Linked DNA regions of Homo sapiens: region 2 is linked to region 1. The links are chromatin contacts, found by Hi-C in ENCODE. All regions are on one chromosome and are shown on one strand. Each heading gives the region's core, a stretch centred on a gene start or an enhancer-like site at or near the end of the contact. The rest is flanking DNA. Distances are from core to core; before and after follow the strand shown.

The links. Hi-C counts contacts between places; a loop is a spot of excess contacts on that map. Pooled maps may share reads with other maps.
Region 2: a loop to region 1 is called in a map with no recorded cell type, with 7 times the contacts of the local background. The contact joins two enhancer-like sites. A Hi-C loop is called at or near these places in 23 of 37 single-sample maps with no recorded cell type and 5 of 50 pooled maps.

What each region holds. Positions count from the first base shown.
Region 1 is chr6:137,093,203-137,100,164 of GRCh38, reverse strand. No RefSeq gene overlaps it. Among named protein-coding and RNA genes, the nearest start is that of IL20RA, 52 kb to the right of the region's middle. RefSeq lists enhancers at 2,131-2,300, 2,896-3,065, 3,979-4,118, 5,526-5,775, 5,796-5,845. Within about 2 kb of position 4,389, at least 4 of the 41 ENCODE cell types and tissues checked have a DNase peak (open chromatin) inside an H3K27ac peak, as active enhancers do.
Region 2 is chr6:136,717,065-136,724,321 of GRCh38, reverse strand. MAP3K5 (mitogen-activated protein kinase kinase kinase 5) reads left to right here. Exons shown (of 30, transcript NM_005923.4): 2 at 3,733-3,872. Among named protein-coding and RNA genes, the nearest start is that of MAP3K5-AS2, 63 kb to the left of the region's middle. RefSeq lists an enhancer at 362-411. Within about 2 kb of position 4,606, at least 5 of the 41 ENCODE cell types and tissues checked have a DNase peak (open chromatin) inside an H3K27ac peak, as active enhancers do.

The DNA of each region.
Region 1 (6,962 bases), core at 3,140-5,639:
CTCTGTGTTTATCATATGGTCCAGCATCTGGTCAATTCTGTCCCCAGCTCCCATATATCTATTCAAATCAAGCTTCGGCTGGGGATTTATTTATGTATATAGCTTCAATCTCAATCAGGATCCCTCCTGAGGTCTTAACTTGCAACACGGCAGGGAATTAACCCAGCAAGTCCTTTGTATCACAACTCTAAGTTACTCATTCACCTGAAGGTAACCTTTTTTTTTTTTCATGCAAGGTTTAGGAAGTGAGGGGGTGGCCAAATGAGGAAGATATGTATGTGTGACGAGAGAGTCAGAGAGAGAGAGAGAGAAGCCTCCAAGTGTTTATACATCAACAAAACCAGACATGGATACTCTGAAATAAGGTAAAAGTAACGTACTGTATGCCTTGAATAAGAAAAAAGGGAAAGAGATTTTCCTGTGTTTAAAAAATCTTGGGCTAAACCTGAAGTTATATAAAAGTTTCCTAAGCATTTTTCTCCTTTGTAACAAGATAGTATTTCCAAGAAGAAAATCCACTAATTGATTTCTTGGCATTGAGTGTTTGCCTGGGGTGTCTTTTTCCATTTATTTTAACAGGTAGATATATGGGCCTGTCATTGTGGTTAGGCCAAAAGAAAGTTCTCATTCTCCTCTCACACCATGCATCAAAACAAATTCTAGATTAACCAAAGAATTAGACTGAAAAAACTCAAACCAAAAATAAACTTAGAAGAAAGCACTTTGCAGGCCGGGTGCGGTGGCTCACGCCTGTAATCCCAGCACTTTGGGAGGCCGAGGCGGGCGGATCACAAGGTCAGGAGATTGAGACCATCCTGGCTAACACGGTGAAACCCTGTCTCTACTAAAAATACAAAAATTAGCCAGAGAGCCAGGTGTGGTGGTGGGCATCTATAGTCCCAGCTACTCAGGAGGCTGAGGCAGGAGAATGGCGTGAACCAGGGAGGCGGAGTGCAGTGAGCCGAGACCATGCCACTGCACTCCAGCCTGGGCGACAGAGCAAGACTCCATCTCAAAAAAAATAAAAAAAGAAGAAAGCACTTTACTATTTTTCTGATCTCTGGAAGGTAAATAGCTTTTAGAATATAGAAACAATGGAAGAAGTCATAATGAAAAAAGACTAATAGACTTTATAACCCCATAAAGCTGTAAATTTTATGAGTCTTAAAATTTAGCATAAACCAAATTAAAAGACAAAAAGAGAGGTGTAAAGTTTTTTGCAACAGTTAATGAATAAAAAGTTAATATTCTTAGCATATGAAGAACTCTTATAGATCAATAAGAAAAACATGAAAACAATAAATAAATAGGAAAAAGACATAAGCAGTTTTATAAAGGGAAATACAAATTTTGGTAATTTTTTATTGTTCAATTAATTAGTAATTTTAAAACTTAAAGCAAAATACTATTCACACCTATCAACAGAAAAGGGATTAAATTATAATACTCATTTTGCAACACAAACAAAAAGTAGAAAAAATCTTAAGGCTCTTCAACTATTGGGAAATGGGAAGGTACATAGCTATGTCCTTTAAGCTGTTAGGTTCTCATTAAAAATCATTCTTGGCGGCTGGGTGCGGTGGCTCACACCTGTAATCCCAGCACTTTGGGAGGCCGAGGTGGGTGGATCACCTGAGGTCAGGAATTCGAGACCAGCCTGGCCAACATGGTGAAACCCTATCTCTACTAAAAATACAAAAAATTAGCTGGGCATGGTGGCACGCGCCTGTAGTCCCAGTTACTCGGGAGGCTGAGGCAGGAGAATCGCTTGAACCAGGGAGGCAGAGGTTGCAGTGAGCCAAGATTGCGCCACTGCACTCCACCCTGGGTGACAGAGCGAGACTGTGTCTCAAAAACAAAAAAACAAAAAAAAAAAAACATCATTCTTGGCCAGGTGCAGTGGCTCAGGCCTGTAATCCTAGCACTTTGGGAAGCCAAGGCAGGAGGATAGCTTGAAGCCAGGAGTCCCAGACCACCCTAGGGGACATAGCAATACCCCTACAAAAAAATTTTTTTAACTAGCTAGGCATGATGGCACACACCTGTAGTCCTAGCTACTCAGTAGGCTGAGACAGGAGGATCACCTGAGCCTAGAAGTTGGAGGCTGCATTGAGCTATGATCGTGCCACTGCACTCCAGCCTGGGCAACAGAGTGAGATCCCGTCTCAAAAAAAAAAGTCCCTTTTATGAGAGTTTCAAATAACAGAGGAAGGAGGAATAAATTCACATTTCTGTGGCCTAATTCATGAAGTGCCTTTTCCATATAGATTTGATCTGTTTGAAATGACAAGTCTATATCAAGCTTTCTAGTCAGTGTCTGGCAAATGGAAATTTTTTCAAGAATCTTAGCTATTATTGTAATTCTTATATAGTCTTTGAAACAACTCTGTAAAGTTGCCGTTGTTTTTCCCATTTCATCAGAGTGAGCCAAAGTTCAGAAAGTTCAAGCCCAAGGACATCTACCTGAGCTGCTGTGGTGAAGCCACGCAGTCCATGTTCTTCCCAGCCACATTTTGCTGCCAAAGGCTAAATAATTCAGCAAGATTCATCACAAAATTCAACAATATGCCCCATGAAAAATCTGTCTTCGACTGTTTGGAGGGTGGGCATTTTGTCCTTTAGGACAGATATTGAAAGAGGCTTCTGGATATCACTCTGATATGAAGCGGCTATTTTAGGATTTCAGGATGATTTCTTATAAGAAAGAGCTGGTATACTAACAGTAATTAATCTTTTACTTGCCAGAGGGAAAGAAATACTTTACAATGTCTTCATTATTTTTTCCTATTTCAGAGTTTTCCAATGTCTGAAGGCAAATATGCCTATCAATTGCAAATCACAAATTCTCAACCTGGACTCTGAGGCATGGTATTGAGTAGAATGCTATAAATATGACCCAGCTGTTAACTTTGCATGTTACAAACAGAGATGTTTCATAATGGCTCATCAAGTGACTTATAAACATCAATGATGCAAGACAGAATAACTTGTTTTTTTCTACTATACCATGATGTTAAATACATCTTCTGTATTAGATTTTGTTACCTACATTCTCCCTTTGTTTATTTTTGAAAAATAAAATCCTTTTTATGGTACTCCAGACATACATTTGCATATCAGAGAGTTGGTAAAAAGAAAAAAAGAGAGAGTTATTTGGTATAAAAAGGAGTCATTAAAGACTTTAACATCAATTTGGAAAATTCAAGAATTAAGGCAGAAGACTATCATGCAAAAAGCAGTAAGTTCAAAGTAAGAGTTTAAAAAAGCAAGGGAGATTGTGGGAAATGAGCTGCCACCTTTTTTTCCCAGATTTTTATCTCATTTTAACTTTCTTTTAGGTACAATGGATGCAGACATGTCTGTAAACATTACTAATTTGAAATTACTCCTCTTGAATTTGAAGCGTATTATTTGATGGAATACTGTAAATGTGCTCACAGATGTTTCCTCACATGCTTCAAAACATAGGTGTCCCAACATGGTCAGCCAAGTGGCTTTTAAATATTGATGATGCAAGAAAAATTACCATGTTTTTATATAATTGGGCACCATTGAGGTTTTGCAAGGCTTCAGATTTTACTGGTAATAAAAGCTATAAATTGAGTCTTCCCTTACTACCAATCTCTTCATCTCAGACCTGCCCCAAAACCCTACTTGTCTGACATAATAAACAGTTGAACCCCAGCATAATTAACCAATTTTATAAGATGGTTTTATGATCAACCTAGAATATAGATGATACAAATGTCTTCCCATGTTACAGGGTGGCAAGCCGATTTTCATCAGACATTTATGAGGAGATCATTTTCTCTGACCACTTCATTCCCAAGGCCAGGGCTGATGGGAGGTAGGGTAGGTGGTGAGGGAGACAGTGAGGAAATGGAAGTTCTATCACCAAGAAAATTTCCTGGTGAGTGTGATATCAGGCAGTGAGAGAGTTTGAGAAGCAAAGAGCAGTGGTTTGCTTTTATTTTTTGGTTTTTGTTTTGTGGTGGTGGTGTGGGGTTTGTTTTTAGTGACAGGCTTTAAATCACAAAGAAACATTTCAAAAGTAAATGACATTTAACTTGAATAACTGGACAAATGATTCTTCTAACATCATCTGAAGAGAAGCTATTTACCTTCTGATGCATTGGTGAGGGGCCATATGGTGTTGTTATGCCATTTATGCATAGGAATTCCTGTTTTCATACTGAAGTATGTACACACACACATATATACAGTGTTAGTTCTACTGCTCTCTCATCAGTGGATTTCAGAGATATTTCCATTTAGTCTCATTGAAGGTCTGGTGTGGGAGGATATGAGAGAGGAAGTCACTGGGCCCATGGGAAACTGAGTTTGGGTGCAACCTCTGAAGCCAGAAGAAGGGGAAGCCACCAGTAACCTAGTTATCTCATCCAGGCAACCAGTGATGATTTACATGCACAGCTGTCCTCAGACAGCCCTGCTGCATGGCTGACAATTACAGGATGGTTGAAACCCTGCTCTCTGTGTCTAGTAAATATTATTTCTATTGTCATGTCAAAACACTAGGCCTTTTTTCAATTATTCAGCTTTTCTTTTACAATCATCGATTGTACTGTGGAAAAAACCTCAGGAGAAAACTCTATTATATACCAGCCAGAATCCTTTAACGAGTAATTTTGCACATTTACCATAAACTTAAACTTGAATCTTACACTCTTCAGTGTTTTGGGTTGCAAACAACAGTAGATTTTCTGGCTAACCTGAATTTGTTAGAAGGATATAAATAAGCTCCCAGCGTTGTTGGGAAAACTCAGCATACTTAGGCAGAAACGAAGGTAGGCAAAGCCCCGCCAACATCCTGCAGGGACCTGCTGATCCCGGGTGCTTGCTATTACGCCACTAGCCTACACCTGACATCACAAATAATATGCAAGTGGCTGAGCCTTTGAGATGCCCAGCCACGCTTTGGTCACATGACCATGCTCCAGCAGCCAGGGGTCAAAGAGTCGAAGAAAGATCGTCCCCCTTTGACTTCCATTGCGGCGAGGGACAAGCCCTGTCCCTCACCCATCTTCAGATTCTCCCCAAACAGGAAGGATACTGGGCATCCAGAAGCACAAAATGTTTAGGGCTTGGTGGTCGGTGCTTTAACTACATTTCCTCACTTAATTATGACAACAGCCGCGTCACTCCTGTCTTAAAGATGAGAAATCAAGGCTCGAAAAAGACAAGCAATTGCCCATCATGGTGAGATCTAAGATATTGAAGCCCCATTGCACACATCACAGAAATCTTACATTATGATTAATCTCACTCAAATGTTAGGTGTCTTTGAGTGTATTTCCTTAGAAAAGTTGTGATCTGAATGTGGTAACACTCTTGACCAAAACACAGGTTTCATTAAAAAACAAAACAAAACCATTTCTTCAAACACAGCCGTGTCATAATAAGAGTCTTTAAGAATAAGTTAGTGCCTGTCTATTCCATATTACAAGCTGAAAGCATAATTTCTTTAAGCTTAGCTGTCAATTTATCTGAAAATATGGAAGGAATAACATATTCTTAGTTTACAACAAGGAATTTATGGCTTAAAGATGCTTAGAGGGGACTGTTTTTTTGCTTCTGCGTAGAACCACAGCACGCTACTGACCTCCTGTGGCCATATTTCAAGGTACTGTCTTCTATTTAAAAGGAGCTTCTTCAAAGAGAACAGCAATTGCAGGAGAGGTCCCCCGGGTGTTTGATCCTGATGTGTCATCATTGAGAAACTAGTTGTTGTTCTACTCAAATGTGGAATTACTGAGCCAGTAAGTCCAACTGTGCTCTGCCCAAAAGCTACAGTCTTGTTCCTAATAATTTGCCCAAGTCTTTGCCCACAACATAACTTCTATATTTTTAAAAAATATTCACTGAGCACCTATTGGGTTTGGGGCATCTGACAAACACTTTACCTTGTCTCATTTAATCAATGCAACAACTATATTATTGCCATTTTATAGAGAAATTGAAGTTCAAGGAAGATCAGTAATTTTTCCCAAAATCAGAGGCACAAAATGGGATTTTGATCAAAGGATTCAATCCCCTTCCCCATCTTCAAGGTCTGTAATATGGTTTGGATACATGTCTCCACCCAAATCCCATGTCAAATTGTAATCCCCAGTGTTGGAAGTGGGGCCTGGTGACAGATGATTGGACAATTGGAGCGATTTCTTGTCAGTAGTTTCGCAGCATCCCCTTGGTGCTGTTCTCATGATAGTGAGTGAGTTCTCATGAGATCTGGTCATTTAAAAGTGTGCAGCACCTCCCCACTTCCTCTCTCTTGCTGCTGCTCCAGCCATGTAAGACTCCTGCTCTCCCTTTGCCTTTTACCACAATTGGAAGCTTCCTGAGGCCTCCCCAGAAGCAAAAGCCACCATGCTTTCTGCACAGCCTTGCAGAACCATGAGCCAATTAAACCTCTTTTCTTTATAAATTGCCCAGTTTCAGATAGTTCTTGATAGTAGTGCAAGCACAGACTAAAACAGTCTTCTAACATCACCCATGAAGGCTTCCGTGACTGCTTGGCACACAGAGATATCACCTCCTCAGGACTTTAGTACTTGGCTCATACTCCTTTATATTATTATTTTTATACGTGTAGTAAAAACCTTGGTCAAAGGTCAGATGGGAGGGGTGTTAGTGTGTAAATCTAGAACAAAAAATTCTCCCAGGGTCAAAATCTGCACATGTAGTTGTGAAAAATAATGATGGCTCACATTTACCAGCTGCTAGCTGTGAGCCAGAGATGTCTCGATGTGCTTAACATGTTCTAAATGACTGAGCATGTGGCTTCAAGGCTTAGCTGGTTACAGCGGTTGTCTAGGAAATGACTGAATCTTTTTTACACCAACTCTGCAATGTGGATGTTACTAATATCCCTGGTTTATAGATGAGAAGACTGAGATGTTAAATCTGTTGTTTTCAAAGGTTGAATTGTGTCTCCACAAAATTCA
Region 2 (7,257 bases), core at 3,357-5,856, 380 kb after region 1:
AGCTGAGGTTGTGCCCCTGCACTCCAGCCTGGGAGACAGAGTAAGACTCCATCTCAAAAAAAAAAAAAAAAAAGTCAGTTTCTCTCTTAATCCGAAAACTTTCTGCAGTGTTTTTATTTTATTTTAGCATCTAATTCCACATGTCAGTTCTCTGGAAAAATTTATCCCCTCCTTTCATTACTTTAACTTAGCTAGTATTTTTCTTTGCATGTCTCTTATTTTTCATCAGTAAGTGTTTTATTTGGTTTCTTCCAGCCCCACGTTACACAGCTTCTTGATTTTAAAGCAATGTGATTGACTGCTGAGTGGCTGGCACCTGTGGGAGGAGGAAGCTGTGTGGGTGCAGGAGGCAGCTGGGCTGTGTGGGTAGGATGCAATGACTCACTTTTGTCATGTGTTGATTTTTGATGCAGAAATGTTGAGGACCCCAAAAGAAAACTCTTTATTTGTATTAAAGAGCCCTTAAGTCATTTTTAGCCTTGAGGGGGGAAAAAAAACTTCTGAAGCTCCTTTGACCTGTCTTCCCATTTCATAAACTTCTGTGTCTTTTACCTCCATTTCATCTGATTGATTTCTCATTCACCAAAGTTTAATGCTAATTTCATGCTCATTAGACAAGGTGGACTTTGCACCAAACAGCTTCTCAAGCATCTGCAGTATTTTTATGTGCTGCACTTTGGTTTTATATTCCATCACACAGGTCTTGAATGTTGTTCATTTTATATTTTGATAGATTCCTAAATTGTGAAAGTAATCAATGTTCATAATAGAAATCGTGGGAAATATAGAAGATATAAAATAGAAAAATAAAATAATTCATAATCCCTATAACACAGCTATTACCAACAAAAGTTGGTGTACAACTTTTCAGGTATTTTTTATGCACATGGATATATACATGAATGTAAACATCATAATGCACTCATTATAATGTATACATTATATTTTTAATGTATATGCTATACCTGGCAGTATGTATATTATATTTTACTTTTTATTTTTACTTGATATAGTTTGGATTTATCCCCTGTTGCTAAGTCTTATTCTACTTTTTTCTTTTTCTTTGGTTTCATGATATCCCATTATTTGAAATTATTATATACATATATATCATTATTACATATATACACATACACACGTATATAAACATTTTCTTACTGATAGGTATTTAGACATTTTCCATTATTTTATTGTAAAAAAATATTTTTTCAATGGACGGGTAAATCTATTCACATTTATAATAATTTTCTCAGAGTAAATTCCAAGGAATGGAATTATTGGGTCAGAGTGTACATAATTTTTAGGATTTAAGCCTTCTAGAAAGTTTACACTTGGCTGGGGTGTGGTGGCTCATGCCTGTAATCCCAGCACTTTAGGTGGCTGAGGCAGAAGGATTGCTTGAGGTCAGGAGTTTGAGACCAGCCCGTGCAGCATAGTGATACCTGTGTTTACAAAAAATTTTAAAAAATTAGCCAGGCATGGTGACACATGCCTGTAGTCCCAGCTACTCAGGAGGCTGAGGCTGAAGGATCGCTTGAGCCCAGAATTTTGAGGCTGTGCATATATAGTGAGCTATGATTTTGTCACTGCACTCTAGTATGGGCAACAAACTGAGAACTGTCTGCCTTAAAAAAAAAAAAAAAAAAAGGAAAAAAAAAAGAAAAGAAAGTTTACACTTCCCACAGCATAAAAGAGTGTCATTTCTCTGCATTTTCATTGACTCCTTTACTTTGCCCACTTCTTAGGCAAAACAATTGGCATTTTATAGTTGGTTTAATGTGCATTTATTAGAAGCAAGATGGAGAGTAATTTCTCATATATTTATTTACCATTTTAAATTTCCATGAATTTGCTTGTTGATGTCTATAGCATGATTGTCTAATGTAATGTTTTTATCATTGCTGAGTTATTTTAAATTGATCATAAGAGATGATTTATAAAGATATTAACCTTTCATCTCTCACATATTGCATATATTTTTAAGAAATTATCTTCTTTTAAATTTGTTATATATTAACATTTTCATTGTAATTATGAATGGCTTCTGTTTTATATTTCCTAAATGTTTATTGCAATTGCAAAGGAAGCTCTTTGTTTTCATAATAGTTTTGCATCTTGATGCCTTACTAAATTGTATTATTACTTCTAATAGCTATTCAGCTAAGTCTGTTGGGGTATTTGGTTGACATCCACAACATCTGCAAATAGAGATAATTATCTATTTTATTTTCTAGAATTATATCTTCTTACTTTCTAGAAATCTTATTGCAGTGGCTGGGATTTTCAGAAAGCCATTATATAGTAAGTTGTGGGAATAGATGACAGCCTTTATTTCTGATTTTCATGGGAATACCTAGATGCACAAAGTTGGAAGTTGTTATGAAACATATATTCTCTATGTTAAGGAAATGCCCTTATATTTTTAATTTGAAGTTATTATTTTTTAATTTAAAATTTTTATTCTTCTTAGAGCTAGGGGTCTTGCTCTGTTGCCCAGGCTGGCCTCAAACTCCTGGCCTCAGGTGATACTCTCAACTCAGCCTCCTGAGTAGCTGAGATTACAGGTGCGTGCCACTGTGCCCAGCTCAGCAATTATTTTTAATGAGAAATGGATTGAGAATTTTAATTAATGTACTTGGAGCATGTTCGAGATGCTGATGAGTTTTTTCCATTGAGCTATCCTTGCATTCTGCAAATAAATTTTAAACTCACGATCTAGGTCTTATAACACTTGGTACATTTTGTTAGTTTTTCTTTCATATTTTTGTTTATAGCCATAAAGGAGTTTTAGACTAATCTAAATTTCGTTTTTGTGACATTGTCAAATTTTGATATCAAATTTCTACTACCTTGTTACTGGTCATCTTTGAGCCTTGGATGGATTTGCATCTGTGGTTATATTCCCCTTTGTTATATTTTCTATACCTTTTTTCTCTCTTTTGTTCTTGATTATACTTACCAGGGACTTACTAGATATCAGTTATTTAACTCTAAAACCCAGTTCTGGATTAACTAATAAGCTTACCTATTTATTTTTTAAAAATCTCGTTTTATATATGTTACTGCTATTTTTTAATGAATCTGTTTTTTTTTTTTTAATTTCCTTATTTGGAACCTTAGTTAACGTGTTTTAATGTTGAAATTTATGAGAGAGCATTAGCCCCTGCTTCCCACCGTTGCAAATTCTCCTCGGTTTCCAGTAATCACATGATCTCCTTCTTCTTTAAAAAAAATGCAGGTTTGGGCCAGGCATGGTGGCTCACACCTGTAATCCCAGCATTTTGGAAAGCCGAGGCAGGAGGATTATTTGAGGCCGGGAGTTTGAGTTCAACCTGGGAAACATAGGAAGACCCTGTCTCTAAAAAAATTTTTTAATTAGCTGGGCGTGATGCCACATGCCTGTAGTCCCAGTTACTAGGGAGACTGAGGTGGGAGGATCATTTGAGCCTAGGAGTTCAAGGCTGCAGTCAGCCATGATCATGTCACTGTACTCCAGTCTGGGTGACAGAGCAAGACCTTGTCTCTTAAAAACAGAAAAAGGAGGTTTGTTACATTTTATAAAACCACTTCCAGGTAGAGCTGCAAATTCAAAATTCAGTGATAAATGAAGAGAGAAAATCCCTATCGTTTCCTTATTTCCTCTTTTGAATACTAAGATAATTCAAACCAAAATGTGCTGATTGGGCATTATTTGGGTGTCATTCTTTGGGGGACTTTGTTTTCTGTTTGCAGATATTGCGGTGGTGGAGATGAGCGATGCCTTCCGGCAGCCGTCCTTGTTTTACCACCTTGGGGTGAGAGAAAGTTTCAGCATGGCCAACAACATCATCCTCTACTGTGATACTAACTCGGACTCTCTGCAGTCACTGAAGGTACCTCCCTTGTTTACTGAATGTTTCATTTTAACATCAGCATTTCAGGGATACCGGTTTGTCATCCAAACATTTTAAGTAGCTTTTATTTGTGAAAGACTTTTATATGTTTGGTTAGTATGCATCAATTACTTGTCAAATTGGGAGGTTTATCGAGAATTCACTGTAGAAATTTGATGACACGAGTAGGAAAAAAGTTCACACTGAGTTCTGAGTTTCAGTCATGGTTGTAGCGGAGGAGACTGTGTTAATAGGAAGTCATTAGCGCCGACGTGGAGAAGGGAGATTGCATAAGGTATGGTCAAGCCTCCATGCTTTGTCACTTTTGGGAGCTTCATGGTGCCCACCAGTCTCCCAACTAAAAGTACACTTCCTACTTGAAAGTGCTCTGAGAAATTCTGAGTATACCCAAATAGTTGCCTTCCTCTTTCACTAGGGTATGATTTAAACTAAGATGGGAGAAAAGGAGGAGAAACTTACTATGTTTGTCTACAAAATTCAACCTGTCTCGATGTCATTCTCTCCAGTAATAGGAGCTTACTGCTATAAAGGCATTTCCTCCATCCAAAGAAGTTTGCCTAAAATGCTTTTTGCAAGGCCAAGTGATTTTACACTGTGTGATTCTTTGAAAAGCATCCCACAGTTCAGTGAATCGCATGCTGAGCTTGCCATCATCCATTTCCTTTGTGAAACTTCCAGCTAGCTTCATGTGGCTTTTTCTCAGCTCTGTCTTCCAGTTCCCAAATCTGAGCCAACCTTGGGACATTGAGCTCTAGAATCCTTAACCATATTACTAATGACTTAGCAATTGTTATATGAGTATCTCTAACCCATATTTCATGCAAAAAAGTCAGTAGTATTTTGCATTCTGAGTATTTAAAGCATGTGTGGCTTTCTTTGAGAAATCTGCAGAACTTCATTGAGCAAACATACCTACTACATGCCAGGCATTGTGCTGGTGATTGACAGGTATATCCCTTTCCAGAATACTCTGAAACAGTTCTAAGAGATTTGCCCCTACTTGTCCTAAGTCTGTTTTTTTATCCTAGAGCAATCCTTTACCTGGAGCAATCCTTAAGCCCCTCCTTAATTTTCCTCCAGATTTACCCCTTTAATTAGTACATCATAAAATGTTGTAACTCATTTTTAATTAGACATTTTGATTTGCTGCTATTTGCAACCCATATTAGCATTTGATGAAGGAATTATTTTATTTAGCTCTTTTCATTTTTCTTTGGGTTAAGTTTATGTATGTATGTATTTATTTATTTATTTAGACAGGATCTCGCTCTCTCACCCAGGCTGGAATGCAGTGTCGTGATCACAGCTCACTGCAGCCATGACCTCCTGCGTTCAAGTGATCCTCCCTCCTCAGCCTCCTGAGTAGCTGGGACTACAGATGCATGCTACCTCACCCAGCTAATTTTTCTCTTTTTTGTAGAGATGGGGTTTTGCCATGTTGCCCAGGCTGGTCTTGAACTCCTGGGTTCAAGCGATTCTCCCACCTTGGCCTCCCAAAGGGTTGGGATTATAGGTGTGAGCTGCCACACCTAGATCACCTAGATAGATTAAGTTTATTTAAGCAGGCCCTATTATGTTGGAGATTTTTTACTTTCTACATTTTTTTGCTCTTGCTCCTGCTAGTATCTGGTGGTTTAATTTTGTGCCCATTCTTTCCTAGGGAAGTATTTTTAAATGAAGCAAACTTACATTTGAGAGAAAGAGATAAAGCTAATCTTACCACACATATGTCCGGGACAAATAAACTGGCTTATTGTTTTAAGCTAGCCTTTGTCTAGGAGTGTTATTGGCATTTGATTGAAGTAGTTCCTTAAAAAGGCTAATGATGTCTAAACTGTGCTCATTTATCTTGTACATATTATCTGCTTCTTATTGAGTATTCACTATGTGCTAGGTACCAAGTGCTTTATCTGCATACATTTTCAAATTCTTAAAGGAGAGGCTGGGTGTGGTAATCCCAGCACTTTGCGGAGCTGAGGCAGTTGGATCACTTGAGGCCAGGAGTTCAAGACCAGCCTGGCCAACGTGGTGAAACCTTGTCTCTACTAAATACAAAAATTAGCCAGGTGTGGCAGCACATGCCTGTAATCCCAGCTACTTGGGAGGCATGAGAATCTCTTGAACCCAGGAGGCAGAGGTTGCAGTAAGCTGAGATCACACCACTGCACTCCAGCCTGGGCGACACAGCAAGACCCTGTCTCAAAAAAATCACAAAACAAAGAATAATAATAATAATAATTCTTAAAAGAGCTCTGTAAGATGTATTTTCTATTAGCATTTTTTTAGTATCACAAACCGAAGCTCAAAGAAATTCAATCATTTGCCTAAGGTGATATAGCTAGGAAAATTTGGGATTACGACTGCCTGACTCCAAAGCCTGTTGCCCTTGACTGCTAAGCATTATTGTTAGTTACTTCTAGTTAAAATTATATCATATATTCCTGCTGAGTGTGTTCATTTAGAAAAGCCTATCAGCTATGCCTCCTGAGTTTTCCTAGGTAACATCCTTCTTTTTTTCTTTTCCCTTCTCCTTTCTATTAACTTAAACTTTTGCTGTTTTCTTATTTAGACTATTCCTAGCCTGGTAGGTCATGTGTCTGGTTGCAGAGGACAGAAATATCTGGGATAGGAAGCATATTTGGCAGTCTAGCAATTTCCTCTGAGTCCTGAAAGTTCCTCAGGTCCTATGCTACCGAAAAGAGTTGGTGTGTGTGTGTATTTTTAGTTTTATTCATTTCTGGTCAATTAGTTAAAGATGTAACCCTTATTCCTGCCATTGACCAACAGATAGGAAAACTGCCATGAAAGAAGCAGAACAAGAGATATTTAAAATAATATATCATGTAAGGATTAGCCAAGTGAAATAAAAACAAAGCATTTCTCTGTTTTCACAGGGCAAAGACAGTTTTAGAATGCTATTCTTGTCATATGTTTAGTTTCACTTAGGTTGATTCTTTGGCCATCTAGAAAGTACAGCTGCACAAGTTTTATTTTAATCTGCTGCTCTTTGTTGAAGACTGCAGTTTCTCTTTGGTGGCAAATTCTCAGGAAGAAATCGTAGAAAAAAATTTTTTTTTGTTTTAATTTAAGCTCCTGGAAAAGTAATGGGAGCTATGAAAGTACTTTAAAAATCTATGTCTGAAGTATCATTTGAAAGGATATTTAGAATCTAGTCATAGCATTTAATTGTAATAAGATTTATATCCATTGTTTTAAATCACAAGTACTATTTTGTTGTACTAAGAATGAAAAATTTTAGTATTTTTTTCAAGAGAAGATGATCATTACACTTTGAGAGAAGGAAGTTGATTTTTTCTTTTTTTTTTTGCTTTTTTAGTGCAATGGAGCAATCTCAGCTCACTGC